2 separate regions of the Homo sapiens genome follow, and region 2 is linked to region 1. The links are chromatin loops, found by intact Hi-C in ENCODE. Cell type or tissue: heart left ventricle. All regions are shown on one strand. Links, peaks and the distances in the headings refer to the core of each region. The heading gives the core; the rest is flanking DNA.

Region 1 (10,652 bases), core at 1,616-9,615:
TGAAAGCAGGAGGGGAGGAAAAAGGAGCATGTTAATTAAGTCCTAGAACATACTAAGGTGGGAAGACTACACAAGCTCCAGAGAATAAAGAAGCAGAGAAGGTAGGGAAGCTGTGGGTCACTGTGGGCAGCCAGAGGATGAGCCTGCCCTCTCTCTAACACAGAACAAGAGCCAGCTTTGTTACATGGATTTATTTTAAATCTAATGTGACCATCCCAATAAAATAGGCATTTCTCCTCTTACCCTATAGATTTTTTTAGAGAAGCTTTAAGGTTTACAGTAAATCTGAGCAGAAAGTACAGGGATTCTCCAAATACTCTCTGCCCCCACACTTGCGTGACTTCCCCACTATCAGGATCCCGCATGAGAGTGGAACATTTTTTTATACTGACCCATCATCCCCACCGAAAGTCCATGGTTTGCATCAGAGTTCACTCCTGGTGTTTCTTTTACCTTCTATGGGTTTGGACCAAAGTATAATGACATGTATCCACCATATACAGAATAGTTTCACTGCCCTAAAAATCCTCTGTGCTATGTCTCTTCATCCCTTCCTGCTAAACCCCTGGCAACCACTGATCTTTTTTACTAAAATAGGCATTTTAGTTTCCCATCTTATAGAAGAGAAGAGGAAACAAAGTTTCAGAGATATTAAATATCTAGTCCAATGTCACAAAAGTTGTGTGCTCTCAAATCCGATTTTACCACCGCACTGATTCCTGAGCTCAAAACTTGCTTTGACAAGTGGTTCTCAAACACTACCCACTAGAACCACCTGGGGATCTTTATTCAGTTGGAGATTCCTAAATTCCACCCAGAGTGATTCAGTAAGTCTGGGATAAGGCCCAAGAATGTGCAATGAGATCCCCAGGTGAGATAAACTCGTTAGAGACCCATGCTGCCAAGGATACATAAGGCTGATATTAGAAAAAGCGTAGGAAGAGAGAATCTTATGGGGAAAACCCACAAAACTAAATAAAGCCCTGAATAAGAATGAAGAAGTGACCCACAGGTGGGTGTGGGCTAAAGAGGAATTCACCCCCACAGACTGGGAGGTCACAAGGCACAGGAAGGGCAGGACCAGGGAAAAACAGCTGTAGGTTTATCAGTTAAGTCCAAGTAGAGAAGTTTGCTGTTCTCAATTTCATTTCTAAGACAAGAGGTTTGAAACCAAAGTGTTGGCTACAAGAAAGAAGAGCAGAATAAAGACGGGCAGACAGTTTGATTACCATGGGCAGGCATGCGCATGTGTGCATGCACACACCCCATTAAGTCCCAAAGGTTGCTTTTTTTTTTTTTTAATGTAATTGAGAGGATACTGCTATTTTATTGTGGGACAAGAAGAGCCTTCTTGCCTCAGCAGGAATACTCCTTGCCTGCAGCCTGCCTATCCACCTACCACAAGAAAATCCAGTGCCTCAATATTCCAAGACCCTCGATCCAGAAAGGACATCACGCTAACTCACCTCCTTGCAGCGCATCCTTCGGCTGGACATCTTGAAATAATATTCACTCAGGCCATCTGGGCTCAGCGGGTCATGAGAGCAAGCCTGAAGCAAGGATCGGACAGACTTCTCTAGTTCGAAGACCAGATACACATACCCTATTCCCAATGAGAGGAAAAATCGCATTAATATCCCTTAGGTGGCCACTCCTCAGCCTTGGCTTTGCAGCAGGGCGTTTCTTCCAAGAAAGAAGGTCTTGTGTATAAGATACATTTTTGTTTTACTCCTGAAAAGTCGTGTTGAGTGGAAGCATTTGCTATGCAGATGCCCTGGGTTGTGGGCCTCCCTCCCACCCTGGTGAAGGAAAGGACTGGCAAGCTGAGACAGAGGATCCCACCATTACCACAGCTCTCTATGCAAGAACACAGAGCATGTTCAGGTCAGCAGAGCCAGGCTTTCCTGGTGGCAGGAAAGATGGCAGGTATTGCTTTAAACACCTACTTAAACCATTAGTTCAGTTCAATGAAGATGGGGCAGGGTGAAAATAGCACCTGCTCCTTTCTACAGGGAAGGGATCTCATTTCAGACCAGTGAGGAATCAGATGCTTGGTCCTCATTCCTGCCAACTCCAAAGGGACTTCAGAATTAGGTCAGGCAACAACGTAACTGGGCAGGACAGGCAGGCAAGGGAAAGCTTTTCAAACGCCTTATTTTGAGAGGAAAGGTGCTGCTTGGGTTCAGGTTTAGAGAGAAGTGTACAAGGAAGGGGTTTCAGAGGCAACTCCCACTGCTGTGTAAGTCTGGACAGATGGAACATTAGCTCAGAAGAAACAGAGGGACATGTTAGGTTGAAGAGAAAGTGCTGACAGATGGCAGGTCTGTGCCCTGGAGTGCCCACCATGTTACCAACATGCAGCTGTGACATCCCAGCACCCCTAGGTGCAGTTATGTACTAGGGAAGGGAAAAAAAAGCTCCTACCATGTCTTTATTACCTTTAGGCATATTACCTTTGGGAGGACACCGGGGATGCTTGCCATCCTTACCAGGCCACTCCACACTCAAAGAGCCAAAAACACGGAAGGTGTTAACTAATCCAGCTGCAAAGAGACAGAAAAGAATGGCAGAAGCTGAGGAACCATCTTTCCCAGTAAAGACACAAACACAGAATCACCAGCATTCTCCTCCCTGGCTCATCCCCACTGACAAACAACTCAGAAACGAATGCTGATCTCCGGTGTAAGCTCCCGACATAAGGAGCACTATGGGGGTCTATGAAATGCACCTCTCCCCTCAGACACTCATGTAATACCCTGAGCTCAGGCAGGGCATTCAGCCCCTGGCCTCAATTCCAAGTTTCATGCTCCTGAAAGACATGCCCCACCCTTCAACTCTTAAAGCAGGTCTTAGAGACAGCTCACCTTCTGTAATATCCCAAGGAACACCTCCTAGAAACACCTTGCAAGAGTAGATGGGGTTCTTATAGTTCCGGGGAGGAAGCTGGCCACTCCAGGTACAGGTGGCTTCATTCACAGCTTTGGTAGATGGCAAAGAGATAAACAGGGGAGGTTAGAGAATCAACAAAGCCACACTCTTCCCTGGGGTGAACTTGTCCAGTAAGAACCTGACTGGCCACAATCCTTGCCCAGATGCCTGAGAGAATATCCATGATTATTCTGAAAAGCAAGAAATCTATGTCTCACCAATCCACTCAGTCAAGTATGATAATCCTACTTTGCTAATTCTGTCCCCACTAAAATTGAAAGGAATACCAAACCAGATGTGTAGGGTAAAAATTTACACCCCATGTTATTTTCAAACATTCAACTAATATGCTAACCACAAAGCAGTTTTATCCTGTTATTGCTTACAGTACTAATTCATAATTACTTGAAAATAAACATAGCAATACAACATCTTGCAGGCTTACTGGTACAAATGGGCCTTCTCCCCAATGTTCAAATGAGAAACATTCTATTCTGTTTCCTTGTCTTGGCTCTGAACTCATGAATCACAGAAGTTAGGACACTGCCAATAAAAACCAGCACTGGCAACCCAGTAAGACAAGAATGTCACAACTGTTCCAAGCCAGACTCATCTTTATAGCACCCAAATAGACAATGGGCCTTCCTTGATGCCAGCATGGTAACGTAATGAATCAGTCTTCAATCCTGTCCCCACTGTTTGTACCTTTCCAAATCAGAGACTGACCTTAGTGAGGACTAGCTAGTTCTTGCCCATTTATTTCACCCTCCTCTTTCAGCAAAGAGGCAGACAGCCAATGAAAGGAACTATCATTTTCATTCAGGACAAAGATGTGGAAGGATATTTCCTAAAAGGAATAGGCCCAACGTGTTGCTACAGCAAGAAACTGGGCAATGTCAGCAATCTTTTACGACAAAAACAGAATATAATGGTCTCATCCAAAAGCATGGTAATGTCATTTCACAGGAAAACAATGGCACCAGAGAAAGTACAAAGATGGGTTGCCAAAATCATTAGGTGAACAGGGCACAGCACTATCAGAGGAGAATGAGATCCAGCCCAACTCTGTGAGCAAACAGACACACTGAAGCCTATGGAAACAAATGGAATGCAGAAACTAACACTAACTTAGTCATCAAATTCAGGACCTCTGAAGAGCCAGTGGTTAATGAATATCTCCCTGAAGCAGTACTAGACAAAGATGAAAAACACATTTAATACATATTTAGGATAATTTATTTTTTAAACCTTTTAAAATATATAGAGATGGGGTCTTGCTATGTTTCCCAGGCTGGGCAACTCCTCGGCTCAAGCCATCCTGCTGCCTCTGCTTAAGTGCTGAGCCACCCAGGCCAGCCTAAGATTAAATTTAAATGTCAGAACCTTAAGGATTCCTAAGAGACCAGGACATCTGGTGACACTCCTCACTTTAGAGGTTGACAAATGGACCCCTCCTTCCCCAGTGCATCCCTGACTATACCAATCAGAAAGCCTCAGGGAAGAAAGCTCCAGCATGAGTTGTGTCTGATGGTCTTTGAATTAGAATGTGGAGAGGGTAGACAAAATTCTGGATATCCCTTCCAGAGTTTCTCTTGAGGACATCCACCCGTGGAAAAAGTAAAAGCAAGAGCAGCACACAGCCAGTCTCCACGGAACGGCACAAGTGAGAGATGGAGCCAGCTCCTTGTGCTGTGGCACATGCATGTGCCAGATAACCTGCCTCTTTCCTCTCCACTCAGCCTCAAGAAGTTCCTGAGTCTGTTCCCATTAGTATTTACTCCACAGAAAGATAATTCTTTGCAGATCTGGAGACTTCACCATGCAACCAAGCCTCCTCTAGACAGTTCACAAGTGTGTGAACTAAGGTCACTTCCTCTCTGCTCCCAAAATGAGGCCTCAGGCCTCACACATGCTCAAGGCACACTCACCTGCAGCTTGTCGGTGCAGCCTGGCCTCTCTCTCTATGCTGAAGGGGTCTTTGGGAGCTTCGAGGAGGTCCCAGGATGGCCACACAGAAGCTCCTGGCCATCTCTTTGAAGCACTGGTTGGGGAGGGAGTGACTGCAGCAAGAGCAGCTTGCTCTTGGTCCATCCGAGACCCTACCCCCATCTTTAAAGGGTCTCTGGGACCACCCCCTGACAGAGACAGGAAGGGCAGAGGTGGAGAAATGCGAAGGCTTGACTAGGGGAGGAAAAAGGAAGACAGGGTTTTAAAGGCTAGTTTTGTTATAAAGTAATAATCACATTATAGAAATTATTAAAAACATCCAATAGACATTTAGCATTTGATATATATTCTTTTAGACTTTCTTCCTGAGCAATTTTGATTAGTTCTAGTTATACTATAATTTAAACAAATGCTCCTTCTCTCCTCATTCAACTTTTCCATATTGCCAGTCTTTATAACCATTTAAAATGCATTTATCATATTCTATTTAGGGAACAAGGTACATCTCACTGACCCATACTCTTCCTGTTATATATATACTTTCCAAGTTTTCAGAACCATAAATAAAAATTAAGATGTAGCTTCTTCATATTTTGTGTTTTCTTTGGTCAGATTCCTAGAAAGCCGAATGCCAAAAATGCTATCTATGAGAGCTCTGCATTGTATCATAAATGTATCAGAACACCATAAGCTGTGTCAAACCTTTAAATTCTAATTTACGTGTGTGAAATGATACATTATCAAAATAACTCGTTGACAGAATATTTTAAAATCCCCAAATATTAATCAGTCATGAGATAAATTTCCAAGACTGAGTCCAATCTAAGTAATATAGACAGAACTACCAGCACTGTATCTGACCCCATTTTACAGAAGAGGTAACTGCAGCCCAGAGAAGCAAAGAGACCCGCATGTGACTGCCCTTTTAGAAATGCAGCCTTAACAGATAAAACCAATGGTCAGTGAGAACACCATCGCCAACTTCCATATTCTAGGACAGGCTGACAGGCGATCACAACCAAAGTTGCCAGTCCTGGGTATGGGGAAGAGAAGAAGGTGGTAAAATAAGTAATTCTATTCACTGCACATTCAGCTCGGGAGATTTGGCAACAAAAATGCTTATAAGGCATCTGAAACTGTATTCTTATTTTGGGGTAATTTCTCACTGCCAATCCCACCTGTATTTACTTCTACTATCCCCTATCTATATTATCTGTACTAATCTATCTATAATATCCCCTACCTATTCTAATTCATTTGCCAACTCCACTTAGCATGAAGACCACACGCATCATACATGGCTGTAGATAAGGAACGTGAAATGCAAAAATTAACTGAGGCAATGTTTCATAGATTCATCATGGCATGAATTGAAAGCTGACACGGGTCAGTGGAAAAAATACAGGAGCTACAGTCAGATCTGGATTAAAATCCTATCTCTGCTAATTACTACTTAAAAATTTTTTACGTTATTACTTAATTGTGAGATATCATACATCAAAGTACATAAATGACACTGTTTAAGGGCTAAAGAAAGCACCCCGTGTAGGTAAAGAAACAGAACACTGCCAGGGCCCTCACGTTTACTTTTGAAATTAAGTGTTTTCCAGTACTCTTGGAGTAGCTAGTAAAATGAGAGTCCTGAGCTCAGGTCCTGCAATGTATTGCTCAATGGGTCTTCAAAGCATCCTCTATCCTGTTAAGGATGAGAACTCTACAAATGTCCACAATAATCTCCACTCCTCCCCTCATCCCATCTCCCAGCCTGCATTCCAGGGGACAGGCATCCCATAGATATTGTACCCTCCTTCCCCTTGGACACACACAGGCAACTCCACCCACAACTCCCCTTTCCCAAATGAGTTACATACAATCAAATCTGAGAGATGATCTGATCCAGAGCTGAAGCCACTGGTGTCTGAGTCAGAGGGGCTGCTAGATCGAGAGTCCAGGATGGGCCGGGTGTCCAGGCGTGATCCTCTAACTGAGGGTGCTGGAAACTTGTCCACCAAGTCAGACCCAAGGGGATCCAGAGGCAGGAAGCTCAAGGGGGGTTTTCCTAGGACATTTCCCAGTGGGTTATGGAGCATGCTCAGTACTAGGAGGACAAAAAAGGAAACCTCATGACCTCTTAGTTTTCTTTGCAGCCAACAGCCTCTTTCTTCTCCTACAGCCACCCAACAAGAGATACCAAAGGCAAGACAACTAAAAGCATGCCAGCAAAACACAATATAATGAACAGATATATATCCAGCTCTGAGACCTGGCCGCAAGGGCCTTGTTAGAGGAAGTTACAAGCTGACTGAAGACCAGAGTTCCTGCTGTTACAATAGCAGCAAAACTGCTGGGTTATACTACCCAGGCTTAAAAGGTCAATGCCAGTACTTGGGAAACTGTCACTGGGGTCCCTGGTCACAGCTGCTATTAATGCCTGGATACACCTACAGCACAGTTAGAAATCCCAAACCATACTTCATCTTTACTGCCTGACGATTTGTTTATTAGAAGAATTCTCACCTTTCTAATGCTATAATATAGAATTTCAGGCCACACCCCAGAAATCTGGTATAGCATAAGCATACCACCTCATGTGAGAGGTTCACTTATGCAAACTTCTAGCATATACAGATTCTCTTCAATGTACCCCTGAACTTGAAATGTTTAGGATGGAAGCAGAATGACATGGTTAAGCCCATTCTTTGACTTAAACTTAGGATTAAACCCTGTGTCTGACACCTCTTGTATATGTCTGTGAGCTCTGGGAAGCTCACTTAGCTTCTCTGACCCTCTGTTTTCTCACTGGCATTTAGGGTGGAGTATCAACTATTTCATGACATTGTTAGGACAGCTCAATAATTAGATACCAGATGGAAAGAGCTCAGCACAGTAGCACCCAGCACACAATAAATATTTAAATATGAAACAAAAAAAGAGCAACGTTTTCCACACTTGGCCTTGGGGAACCTAAGCAAAGCACACCCTCTATCTATGAGAATAAGGAATAAGAGGGCTTTGCCATGGAGCTATGGGTGTGCTAAATCTAGGAAAGAAGCCTTAATTTGAAGTTTTTTTTTTTTTTCATCTGAAGAATGAGAACATTCACCTCAAAATGGCTGAGGTAAAACCAAAATCATATGTGTAAGTGCTGAATAACTGGCTGTGATTGGCCCCACTTCCGCCCTGACTAGCAATGAAATGAAACACAGGTCACCCAGAGCTGGTTTCCTCCCAGGCCTCTAAGTCAGTTTGAATGCTTGTCTGGAGCTGGAGTCCCAAGAAGCAGGAATAAACCTCTCAAGACTGAAATCAAAATCAATGCATGCTTTCAGGGTACGAGACACACATGCCATTGATGGAACATATACACAAGATCCCAAACATCTGTTAATATGGGACCAGACCAGCCCACGCTCCTTTAGGTATATGACCTCCCCTTTTGGATAAGACATGGTAGGTGTATCCTTAACATTTAACACAGGGGAAACTGTAGATATATCTATTTATCTAGTTATTATTTTGTAGTAAAAATAGCTTTAATTTTTAAAGAGACTGTCATAATACTGTTTTCCAAGTAGATGGAACTATATACCATTTTACATTCCCACCGGCAGTGATGAGAGTTTCAGTCCCTCTACAACCTGGCCAACACCTGGTTTGGTCAATCTTTTTATATCTAGCCAGTCTAATATGTATGTATGTTGTGGGATGTGGGTGGGGTGGAGCCACAGCACATCCAGCAAGGAGTTAGTTTAGCATTTTGTTTTTCAAGGAAACATTCCTAACTTTGAAATTGCCTTTTGAAGCAGTTTTCAAAGCTCTAAAATTTAACTGTATGCTAAAACTAAGTGTCTCAAAATGCTTGGATTGATAACCATCAGAAATAATCCCTGACAAACTTCTCAAATAATCCTTTGGTCGGGTGTGGTGGCTCACGCCTGTAATCCCAGCACTTTGGGAGGTTGAGACAGGTAGATCACCTGAGGTCAGGAGTTTGAAACCAGCCTGCCTAACATGGCGAAACCCCGTCTCTACTGAAAATACAAAAATTAGCCAGGCGTGAAAGTGCACGCCTGTAATCCCAGCTACTCGGGAAGCTGAGGCACAAGAATTGCTTGAACCCAGGAGGCAGAGGTTGCAGTGAGCCGAGATTGCGCCACTACACTCCAGCCTGGGTGATAGAGCAAGACTCTGAAAAAAAAAAGTTCCTTGACAAACTCCTGCCTGATAGAAATCCAAAATCAAAGCCTGTAGAGTCCATGCCCTGAGAAGGCAGAATATGTGAAGATTTTATTCAAGGTTCCACCCTAATGCTGCAAAGCCTGGCAAAGAGGCACTGTGAAAAATCAACAGATCACATGCACTGGTCTTAAAAGTGGTACCAATGCCCTGGAGGGCCTCATCCTTTTCCACATTTCACAAAAACAAGTTAGGGTGATGAACAGTGAGGTAACAATTCAAATCACAAAGAACTCTGACCACTAGGTTAAATAGTTTTTATCTTATTGTCATTTGTTTTTTTTTTTTTTTTTGAGACAGGGCCTAGTTCTGTTGCCCAGGCTGGAGTGCAGTGGCTCACTTCAACCTCAATCTTCCTGGGCTCAAGCGATCTTCCCACCTCAGCCTCTAGAACAGCTGGGACTACAGGCATGTGATATCTACCACATCTGGCTGATTTAAAAAAAATTTTTAGTAGAGGTAGCATCTATGTTGCCCAGGCTGGTCTCGAACTCCTGAGCTCAAGCAATCCTCTTACCTCAGCCTCACAAACTCCTAGGATTACAGGCATGAGCCACTGCACCCAGCTTGATTTTATCTTAAGGGTAACTGAGAGACACGGAAAAGGAGATCTGCAGAGCTGTTGTGTGGATAGCAAAGAAGGCTGACCAGGGAAACTAAGGAAAAGCACCAGTAGGAACCAGTGTCCAGCAAAGAGGAAAACTAAGTTGGACTTAAAGGATTTTCTCCAGCAGAGCTCAGATACCTGGATGGACACTGAAGCCATACAGAGCTATGATTTTGTTCCCCCAAGGGGGTATGAAGGAATAAATGTGACAACAGAATTGATGATAACAGCAACAAAGGAAATGAAGAATGGGTCGTGCATTATAGGCTAAAGACAGAACAAAGTCAATAGATTAGGAGCAAATAAATGGAAAACCAGTGATTTCAATAGGCTGATAGCTATAAGAGGAATGAGGGTGGCAGACAATATAAACACGAAGAGGTGGGACATTGAAGATTAAGAGCTCTGAGGATGGCAAGGTCCAGAGTATGGTAGAGGTGGCTGACTTAGAATGTGAGAAGTCTGAAATATTAGATAAGTCATTCATGTGGACACTAAAAAGACCGATGGTGATAACTGGGCCTGGAGTTAAACAATGAGATTTTCAGAGACCTGGGACAATGAGTAGGCTCTACTTGGCATAGCAGCATCTTAAAGGAAAAGTCTTCAGCTAAAGCAGAAAATGGGGGGAGCATTCACCAGTAAAAAAAAGAAAGCCAGTTTGTTAACCCTGGAAAAGGGGAGTTTCAAGTGGCACAGCAGAGAGCTCTGAGAGTTGTCAAGGGAGAAACAGCATAAAGCAGAACGCCAGAAAAAATACTCAAGAGGGGATGCTGCCCCAAAGGCTTGTATCTGAAAACACCAAAGATGGCAAGTATGGGCTCTGGTAACTGTCCTCACCCAAGGTTTTTTTTAAAAGGTATTTTGGAAAGAGTCAAAAAAGCAACATGGTAAGCACTACAGACCCCTTTCCTCATTCACATCATTTGTATTC
Region 2 (9,662 bases), core at 1,615-9,614, 130 kb after region 1:
AAAAACTTTCAGAACACCTAAAATTGCTGAAACACCTGAAACACTTCCTGTTCCTTGTAAGGGTTTTTTTGGAGGTGCCTGTTTTAATGCCTGAGGTGACCGCCCAGCAGATGCAAGCTGGTCTCCCTTCCGGAGTTCAACCTTACACTCCTTTCTCCCAGAAATCATTGCAAAAGCTGCTGTTCTTCCACAGTGTTTAAAACAAAATAGGGGTGTAGGCCCTTCCTTTTTTTTTTTTTTTTTTTTTTTGAGATGGAGTCTCGCTCTGTCGCCAGGCTGGAGTGCGGTGGTGCAATCTCGGCTCACTGCAACCTCCACCTCCTGGGTTCAAGCGATTCTCCTGCCTCAGCCTCCCAAGTAGCTGGGACTACAGGCGCGCACCACCACACCCAGCTAATTTTTTGTATTTTTAGTAGAGATTAGGTTTCGCCGTGTTGGCCAGGCTGGTCTCGAACTCCTGGCCGCAAGTGATCCGCCCACCTCGGCCTCCCAAAGTACTGGGATTACAGACGTGAGCCACCACGCCCGGCCCCAAGCCCTTCTTCTTTATTCCTACTGCATCCTATACAGAACGTATAAAAGCATTCCTTACACTGTATTGTGATCATGGGGCTTAGGACTGTCTTCCCACTATCAGCAGCAGCAGCTATATATTACAGGCATACCTCGGAGATATTGTGGGTTTGATTCTAGACCTCAACAATAAAGCAAATATCGCACTAAAACGAGTCACATAAATTTTTTGTTTCCTGGTGCATACAAGTTATGCTTATAGTTACAGCTGCTTGGGAAGCTGAAGTGGGAGAATCACTTGAGCCCAGGGAGTTGGAGGCTGAAGTGAGCTACATATGTTCATGCCACTGCACTCCAGACTGAGCAACAGAGTGAGATCCTATCTCCAAAAAAAAAAAAAAAGTTATGTTTACAATATACTGTAGTCTACTAAGCATGCAATAGCATTATGTCTTTAAAAAAACAATGTAGGCTGGGCGTGATGGCTTGTGCCTGTAATCCCAACACTTTGGGAGGCTGAGGTAGGAGGATTGCTTGAGCCTAGGAGTTCAAGACCAGCCTGGGCAACATAGGGAGACCCCAGTCTCTACAAAAAAAAAAAAAATTGAAGTCAGTCCTCTTAAACTCTGCCTCTGCTTTATCAACTAAGTTTATGTAATATTCTAAATCCTTTGTTGTCATTTCAACAATGTTCACAGCATCTGCACCAGGAGTTTTTTTTTTTTTTTTTTTTTTTTTTTTTGTAACGGAGTCTCGCTCTGTCGCCCAGGCTGGAATGCAGTGGCGAGATCTCGGGTCACTGCAAGCTCCACCTCCCAGGTTCACGCCATTCTCCTGCCTCAGCCTCCCGAGTAGCTGGGACTACAGGTGCCCGCCACCATGCCTGGCTAATTTTTCTGTTTTTAGTAGAGACGGGGTTTCACTGTGTTAGCCAGGATGGTCTCGATCTCCTGACCTCGTGATCCACCCACCTCGGCCACCCAAAATGCTGGGATTACAGGCGTGAGCCACTGCACCCGGCAGATTCCATTTTAAGAAAGGACTTTCTTTGTTCACTCATAAGAAGCAAGTCCTCATCCATTCAAGTTTTATCATGAGATTGCAGCAATTCAGTCACATCTTCAGGCTCCACTTTTAATTCTACTTCTACTTCTAGGTAGAATTCCACCACATATGTAGTTACTTCCTCCACTGAAGTAGTGAACCCCTCAAAGTCATCCATGGAGTTTAGAATCAACTTCTTCCAAACTCCTGTTAATGTTAATATTTTGACCTCCTCCCATGAATCATGAATGTTCCTAATGGCATCTATAATGGTAAACCTTTCCAGAAGGTTTCTATAAACCTTTCCAGAAGGTTTTCAATTTACTTTGTCCAGATCCATGAGAGGAATCACTATCTATGGCAGCTCTAGCCTTACGAGATGTATTTCTTAAATAATAAGACTTAAAAGTCAAAATTACTCATTGATCCATAGGCTGCAGAACTGATTTTGTGTTAGCAGGCATGAAATCATTAATCTCCTTGTACCTCTCCATCAGAGCTCTTGAGTGAACAAATGCATTGTCAATGAGCAGTAATATTATGAAAGGAATCTTTAAGCGGTAGGTATCAACAGTGGGCTTAAAAAATTCAGTAAACCATAACTGCAAACAGATGTGCTGTCATGGCACTGTTGTTCCATTTATAGAGCACAGGCAGAGGAGATCTGCCATAATTCTTAAGGACCCCAGGATTTTCAGAATGGTCATTGAGCACTGGCCTCAACTTAAAGTCACTAGCTGCATTGGCCCCTAACAAGAGCCAGCCTGTTTTTTAAAGCCAGGCATTGACTTCTCTCTAGGTAGGAAAGTGCTAGATGGCATCTTCTTCCAGTAAGAGGCTGTTTCATTTACATTGAGCATCTCTTGTTGAACATAGTCACATCTATCAATGATCTTAGCTAGATCTTCTGGACAACTTGCTGCAGCTTCTCCATCAGCACTTTTGCTTCACCTTGCATTTTTTTGTTATGGAGATGGCTTCTGTACTTAAACTTCATGAACCAACCTCCACTAGCTTCCGTCTTTTCTTCTGTAGCTTCCTCACCTCTCTCAGCCATCATAGAATTGGAGAGATTTAAGACCTGCCTATGAATTAGGCTTTGGCTTAAGGGAATGTGGTAGCTGGTTTGATCGTCTATCCAGACCACTTAAATTTTCCTATATCAGCAATAATCCTGTCTTGCTTTCTTTATCATTCATGTGTTTACTGGAGAAGCACCTCAAACTTCTGGGTTCAAGTGATCCTCCCACCTCAGCCTCCCAAGTAGCTAAGACTACAGGTGCGTACCACCACATCAGGCTAACTTAAAAAAATTTTTTATAGAGACGGTCTTGAACCCCTGGTCTCAAGTGATCCTCCTGCCTCGGCCTCCCAAAGTGCTGGGATTACAGGTGTGAGCCACCACGCCCAGCCTGGAGTAGCACTTTTAATTTCCTTCAAGAACTTTTACTTTGCATTCACAACTTGGCTAAATGTTTGGAGCAAGTGGCCTAGCTTTCAGCCTATCACAGCTTTTAACATACCTTCCTCACTAAGCCTAACCATTTCTAGCTTTTGATTTAAAGTGAGAGATGTGTGGTTCCTCCTTTCACTTGAACACTTAGAGGCCATTGTAGGGTTATTAATTGATCTAATTTCAATATTGTTGTGTCTCAGGGAATGAAGAGGCCCAAGGTGAAGGAGATGGGGGAACAGTCAGAACACACACAACATTTATTGATTAATTTCACTTTCATGTCTGAGCATGGTTTGTGGCACCCCAAAACAATTACAATAGTAACATCAAAGATCACTGATCACCATAACATATAATAATCATTAAAAAGTTTGGAATATTGTGAGAATTACCAGAATGTGACAGAGGCACAATGTGAGCACATACTGTTGGAAAAATGGCACTGATAGACTTGATTGATGTAGGGTTGCCACAAACCCTCAATTTGTAAAAAGTGCAATATCTGGCAATATCTGCAAAGTGCAATACAATGAGGTGTGCCTGTACTATTACTCTTAGAGAATGACGGGAATAGAACACTAAAGAAGGGTAGATATTACCCTGACTTTCTGAAATGGAAAAAGACAAGACAAGATCCTCACAATTGCAGGTAAAATTGATGCTAATTCCTGACAAAATTCTGGAATTGACTTTTAAACAGATGGGTTAGAAACATTTATTGAAAAGGAAGGAGTCTCTGTTTTCTTAGAGACAAATAGTCACATCATCTGCTTAAACCTGTTTTCCTTTTTTGTGTGTGAGCATTTTATTTGGGAAATGATTATAGATTCACAGAAAGTTATCAAAAAAAATGTGTTTTCCTTTTTGATGGGGTAACTAGGCCGGTGGATATTAGTATCTTGATTTCAGTGATATGTTTGTGGAAGTCTCATAGCATTTCCTGCATTGCTATTTTTTAGGTAGGCCTTTTGTTTCACCTAATAGCCAAGCATTTTTAAGAGCAGAATTCACATCTGTTTTATCTCTGTGTCACCCACAACCCTTTGCACATGAAAGGTGTTATTTATTTATTTATTTATTGCTATTGAATAAGATCCTTCCTAACAAGATAGAAAAATGCCAGCTGTCTGTACAGTCAGGTGGGTCTACAACGTGGTGAAATATACTTGGAGAAGGTTTATTAACAGATCAGTGTCAACCTGGAAACATGCTATGCCTCAGTCTTTTGCCCTGGTCCAAATAGCTTATCAGTATCTTGAAAGAAGACACAAAATCAGGAGGGACATAATTAAGATTCAGAATCACCCTGGTTTGGACCCTGTGCTAAACTGATAAAATGAAATAGAGTAGGGTTTCATAGGGGGTTCAAGGGACCAACTGTACAAAGACAGGATGTAGGGAGACCTGGATTATCTGCTTGCCAGTCAGAGGTTTGATTCCATGAGGGATCTCCTAAGAAAGTGAACACGGCCCTAGCCTGGGCTAGGATTGAAAGAAGGGAGAAGGCTGGATTGAAATGATTGGTTCCAACATGCAGGAGAGACCAAAAGCCAGTGACAACAAAAAAGAAAACAAGTTTTAAAGGAATACATATGTAGTACGATGACACCATTTACAAAACATTTTATATTGCTTAACAATATGCAAATTACTAGCACAGGAATAAATACATACCTATGAATGATAAACAAGAGAAGATATATAGGAGGCTTTGGCTATTTGAGAAATGTGTCATTTCTTATGGATATTCATTATATTATTCTTTATGCCTTTTGTGAACCTGTAGTAAATTTTATTTTATTTTTTAGATACAGGGTCTCCCTATGTTGCCCAGGCTGGAGTACAGTGGCTATTCACAGGTGCAGTCATAATGCAGTACAGCCTGAAATCAATTTTTTTTTTTTTTGAGATGGATCTCACACTGTCGCCTGGGCTGGACTGCAGTGGCACGTTCTCGGCTCATTGCAACCTCTGCCTCCCGGGTTCAAGCCATTCTCCTGCGTCAGCCTCCTGAGTAGCTGGGATTATGGGCACCCGCCACCATGCCAAGCTAATTTTTTGTATTTTTAGTAGAGATGGAGTTTCACCATGTTGGCCAGGCTGGTCTTGAACTCCTGACCTTGTGATTTGCCTGCTTCGGCCTCCCAAAGTGCTGGGATTACAGGCATGAGCCACCACACCCAGCCTGAAATCAATTTTTAAAAATTATAGTTGTGGAGGTTTCAACAAAAGAGAATGGTTTAAAAAACACCCCAAATAGTGGTAGTTGTCTTGAGATGGAGCAAGTTGCCTTATGAAGGAGTGAGGTCCCTATCAGAAAAGATGACCTGTTAGACATGTTCTAGAGCAAAGGCTGGCATGCTACAGCCCTTGGATAAAATCTGTCTATTGCCTGTTTTTTATATAGATTTATTGGAACACGGCCACGCCCACTTGTCAATGGCTGCATTTGCACCATAAGGGCAAAATTGAGTAGTTGCATAGTTGAGACTATAAGGCCTACAAAACCTAAAATACTATTTGGCACTTTGCAGAAAGAAATTATCACATTGAGTTGAACTAAATGAGCTCTGGTTTTCTAAAAGGGGGACAGGGTCAGTTGGTAGAGACTATAGGTGAAAATCTGTACAACAATTTCAGATTAGTTTTTATACTTAACCCTTACTCAAACCAAAAGATTACTTGCCAATCTAAGACGGATTCCATGGTTTTGACTTATAAAAAGAAATCTAGCACAATGTGTGGCATAGAGACACCCAAGTATTTACTAAATGAATGAATTGTATATTCAAGTGACCATGCTTTCTACTCTCACCCCAAAGAAGCCGACTGTCAACCCCTCTTGCTGGCCATAGCAGATTGGACAAGGGGTGGGCCCTGGATTTGAGCAGCAATCCTGTCTACCCAGCAACCTACAGAACTTCTGGATATGAAAAGATGAGCTGGACCTTTCACAATCTCTCTCACAGAAATTTGAACTAAAAGTATCCAGGCTAGGAGTATTAGCTCATCCCTGTAATCCCAGCACTTTGGGAAGCTGAGGCCACTTGAGCCCAGGAGTCCAAGACCAGCATAGGCAACAGGGTGAAACCCCATCTCTACAAAAACTACAAAAAAATTAGCCGAGCATGGTGATGCAGGCTGAGTAGTCGCAGCTACTCAGGAGACAGAGGTGGGAGAATCACCTGAGCTCAGGGAAGTCGAGGCTCCAGTGAGCCATGATTGCACCACTGCACTCCAGCCTGGGCAACACAGTGAGAACCTGTCTCATAAATAAATAAATAAATAAAGGTATGCAAAAATAGAGGAGTTAATGGTTGTAATCAGAGCTGAAAAATCCAATATGGAGAGAATGGCCTTGAAATGGCTGTCTTTACCCTCAAGATGTCTTAGACTAACCAGAAAAGCCCTTAGGGGGGAGACTTATACATGCACCTAACATATGTAAATCCAACTAGAGGCCTTGGGCAAAATGAAACAAAAGGTGAGAATGGTGTGGGGGATTCAGGCCACTGCTAAAGGTTGAAATCTACCTGGCTGTGGACCACAATTCACACCTTTACACAAAGGGGGGTGAGGGTTGAGGGGTTCTCCATTGCTAGAGACTCTCCACTCTCCGGGGGCTCAAGTGGTTCATACTAGAAGCAGCCATTACCACAGGCTCCTGGGAAGAGAGACAGGGGCCCTGGGTACCCACTTCATCTCTTACGCCCCTTCTGAGCCCAGCTTCCACTCTCTGAGGGTCTGGCTGGCCTCTTCTGACTGTGACCCTCCCAATTTTAGGCAGGTAGGAAGGGGTCTGCAGAGCCCGCTCCCATGCTCATGGCCTCTCCCCAGGCCTACTCCTCCGATACAGCGCCAACGAGGCCCAGGCCCTGGGAGGCAAACTGAGACCCCTGACCTTTAGGCCACGTTGGAAGGTGGAGATGGACAGCAGGGCCAGGTCTTGCTGCTCCTCAGCGTAGCGTACCAGGTACACATAGACAAGCTTCTTCACCTTGGGGAGAGCACGTTTCTCAGCAGAACGCTTCTCAGCAGGCACCTGTGCCCACCCCCCTACCCCTGGGATGTCATCTCCCCAGCCAGCTGCGGTCCATGGGGACAAACTCTCCCAGTGGGGGAGAGCACCCCTGAGTGTATCCGGGTCCTTTACCTTGATCCACATCCAGTTCAGGGACATGGAGACAGTGTCTTCTCCTGGCTCAGAGACATTTCTCAGCAGGTCGGGCCCCCAGGGGCTAAATCATTTCCTTCCTCACCCCAAGCTTGAGTGTGGTCCTGGGGGAGGTGGGGACAAGCAATCCCTCACCAGGTAGTGCTCACCTCTATGTTCTTACAGGCCACGTTCTTCACCACCGCGGGAAACAGGTCTGAAGCATTCTTTCCTCGGGCAATCATCTGGGTGGTGGGGTCAAGGTAGGGGAAGAGGGACAAAGCGAGAGGCACAGCACTAACTAGAGGGAAGGTCTACAAGGAGCTAAGGAGAGCTGCTCTTGGCCACCCAGGCCCCGCCCGGAGGGAGGCCTCCTCCTTCCCCTCTTACCGCCACAATCCTCTTCATGGCCTCCAGCTTGAGAGAATCCTTGTTGGTGTCCAGCATCTCCTTCAGGTCATCATGCCTGGTGGGAGGTACAAGAAGTCAGCTGAGGGCACAAGGGTGGGGATGGGGTATTAATCAGGAGGGTCCAGGCACAAAGAAGGGACATGGCCAGGGGAGGCTCAGGCAGGACCTGACCCGAGGAGGGACCAGAGCCAGGGGGAACAAGTAAAGTACAGATCAGGGGAAACATGTGGCCAGCTAATATTGTGGGTTGAACTGTGTCCTTCCTAAAAAGGATATATTTAAGTCTTAACCCCTAGTACCTCAGAATGTAACCTTATTTGGAAATAGAGTTGTTGCAGATGTAATTAGTTAAATGCAATCCTACTCTAATAGAGTGGGTCTCTAATCCCATGTCTGGTTTCCCATAAGAAGACAGCCATGTGGGCTGGGTGTGGCGGCTCACGCCTGTAATCCCAGCACTTTGGGAAGCTGAGACGGGAGGATCACTTGAGCCCTGGAGTTCGAGACCAGCCTGGCAACATGGTGAAACAATGTGTCTACAAAAAATAGATTAAATTGAAATTAAAAAAACACAAAAAACAAAAGACAGCCACTTAAAGAGACAGACACAGGGAGACTACCATGTGAAGGCAGACGATTGGAAAGATGCGTCTACAAGCCAGGGAATGCCAGAGACTGCCAGCAAACAACCAGAAGCTAGAAGGGGCAAAGAAGGATTTCCCTATGGGTTTCAGAGGGAGCATGGTCCTGCCGACACCTTGAGTTCAGACTTTTGGCCTCCAGAGCTGTGAGACAATTCATTTCTGCTGTTCCAACCAACCCAATTGTTGTACTTTTTTTTTTCAATTACTAAACTTTTTTTTTTTAATTATACTTTTAAGTTCTAGGGTACATGTGCACAACGTGCAGCTTTGTTACATATGTATACATGTGCCATGTTGGTGTGCTGCACCCATTAATTCGTCATTTACATTAGGTATTCCTCCTAATGCTATCCCTCCCTCCTCCCCCAACGCCACAACAGGCCCCAGTGTGTGATGTTCCCCACCCCGTGTTCAAGTGTTCTCATTGTTCAATTCCCACCTATGAGTGAGAACCTGCAGTGTTTGGTTTTCTGTCCTTGCAGTAGTTTGCTCAGAATGATGGTTTCCAGCTTCATCCATGTCCCTACAAAGGACACGAACTCATCCTTTTTTATGGTTGCATAGTATTCCATGGTGTATATGTGCCACATTTTCTTCTTCTTTTTTTTTTTTTTTTTTTTTTTTTTTGTGAGATGGAGTCTCGCTCTGTCGCCCAGGCTGGAGTGCAGTGGCGCAATCTCGGCTCACTGCAAGCTCCACCTCCTGGGTTCATGCCATTCTCCTGCCTCAGCCTACCGAGTAGCTGGGACTACAGGTACCCGCCACCACCACGCCCAGCTAATTGTTTGTATTTTTAGTAGAGACGGGGTTTCACCGTGTTAGCCAGGATGGTCTCGATCTCCTGACCTCGTGATCTACCCGTCTTGGCCTCCCAAAGTGCTGGGATTACAGGCATGAGCCACGCTGGGATTACAGGCATGAGCCACCGCACCCAGCCATGCCACATGTTCTTAATCCAGTCTATCACTGATGGACATTTGGGTTGGTTCCAAGTCTTTGCTATTGTGAACAGTGCTGCAATAAACATACGTGTGCATGTGTCTTTATAGTAGAATGATTTACAATCCTTTGGGTATATACCCAATAACGGGATCACTGGGTCAAATGGTATTTCTAGTTCTAGATCCTTGAGGAATCGCCACACTGTCTTCCACAATGGGTGAACTAGTTTACACTCCCACCAACAGTGTAAAAATGTTTCTATTTCTCCACATCCTCTCCAGCACCTGTTGTTTCCTGACTTTTAATGATTGCCATTCTAACTGGTGTGAGATGGTACCTCATTGTGGTTTTGATTTGCATTTCTCTGATGGCCAGTGATGATGAGCATTTTTCTTAAACGTTTAAAACATATTTTTAAGCAGAATGGGCCAACTCAGTCACAGTAACTGTTGATCTCCATAGCAGAGCAACCCACAAAGACGGAACTGATTTTTTACCC

The links. A loop is a pair of places that touch in the nucleus more often than their neighbours do. Peaks named below come from ENCODE experiments on the same cell type or tissue, not always from the same donor. Only the 100,000 strongest peaks of a DNase experiment are listed, where the experiment ranks them.
Region 2: a loop joins it to region 1, with 5 times the contacts of the local background. A loop is called at or near these places in 7 of 110 quality-filtered maps.

What each region holds. Positions count from the first base shown.
Region 1 is chr15:82,551,014-82,561,665 of GRCh38, forward strand. It overlaps CPEB1 (cytoplasmic polyadenylation element binding protein 1), which reads right to left. Exons shown (of 13, transcript NM_001365242.1): 5 at 6,747-6,973; 6 at 4,857-5,109; 7 at 2,865-2,978; 8 at 2,454-2,543; 9 at 1,467-1,603. Among named protein-coding and RNA genes, the nearest start is that of RPS17, 16 kb to the left of the region's middle. In heart left ventricle, for the core only: no CTCF peak of the experiment used is centred there; no DNase peak of the experiment used is centred there.
Region 2 is chr15:82,681,822-82,691,483 of GRCh38, forward strand. AP3B2 (adaptor related protein complex 3 subunit beta 2) reads right to left here. Exons shown (of 27, transcript NM_001278512.2): 2 at 7,557-7,632; 3 at 7,337-7,411; 4 at 6,915-7,010. The region is part of intron 3 of CPEB1-AS1 (CPEB1 antisense RNA 1); the gene reads left to right. Among named protein-coding and RNA genes, the nearest start is that of AP3B2, 23 kb to the right of the region's middle. In heart left ventricle, for the core only: no CTCF peak of the experiment used is centred there; no DNase peak of the experiment used is centred there.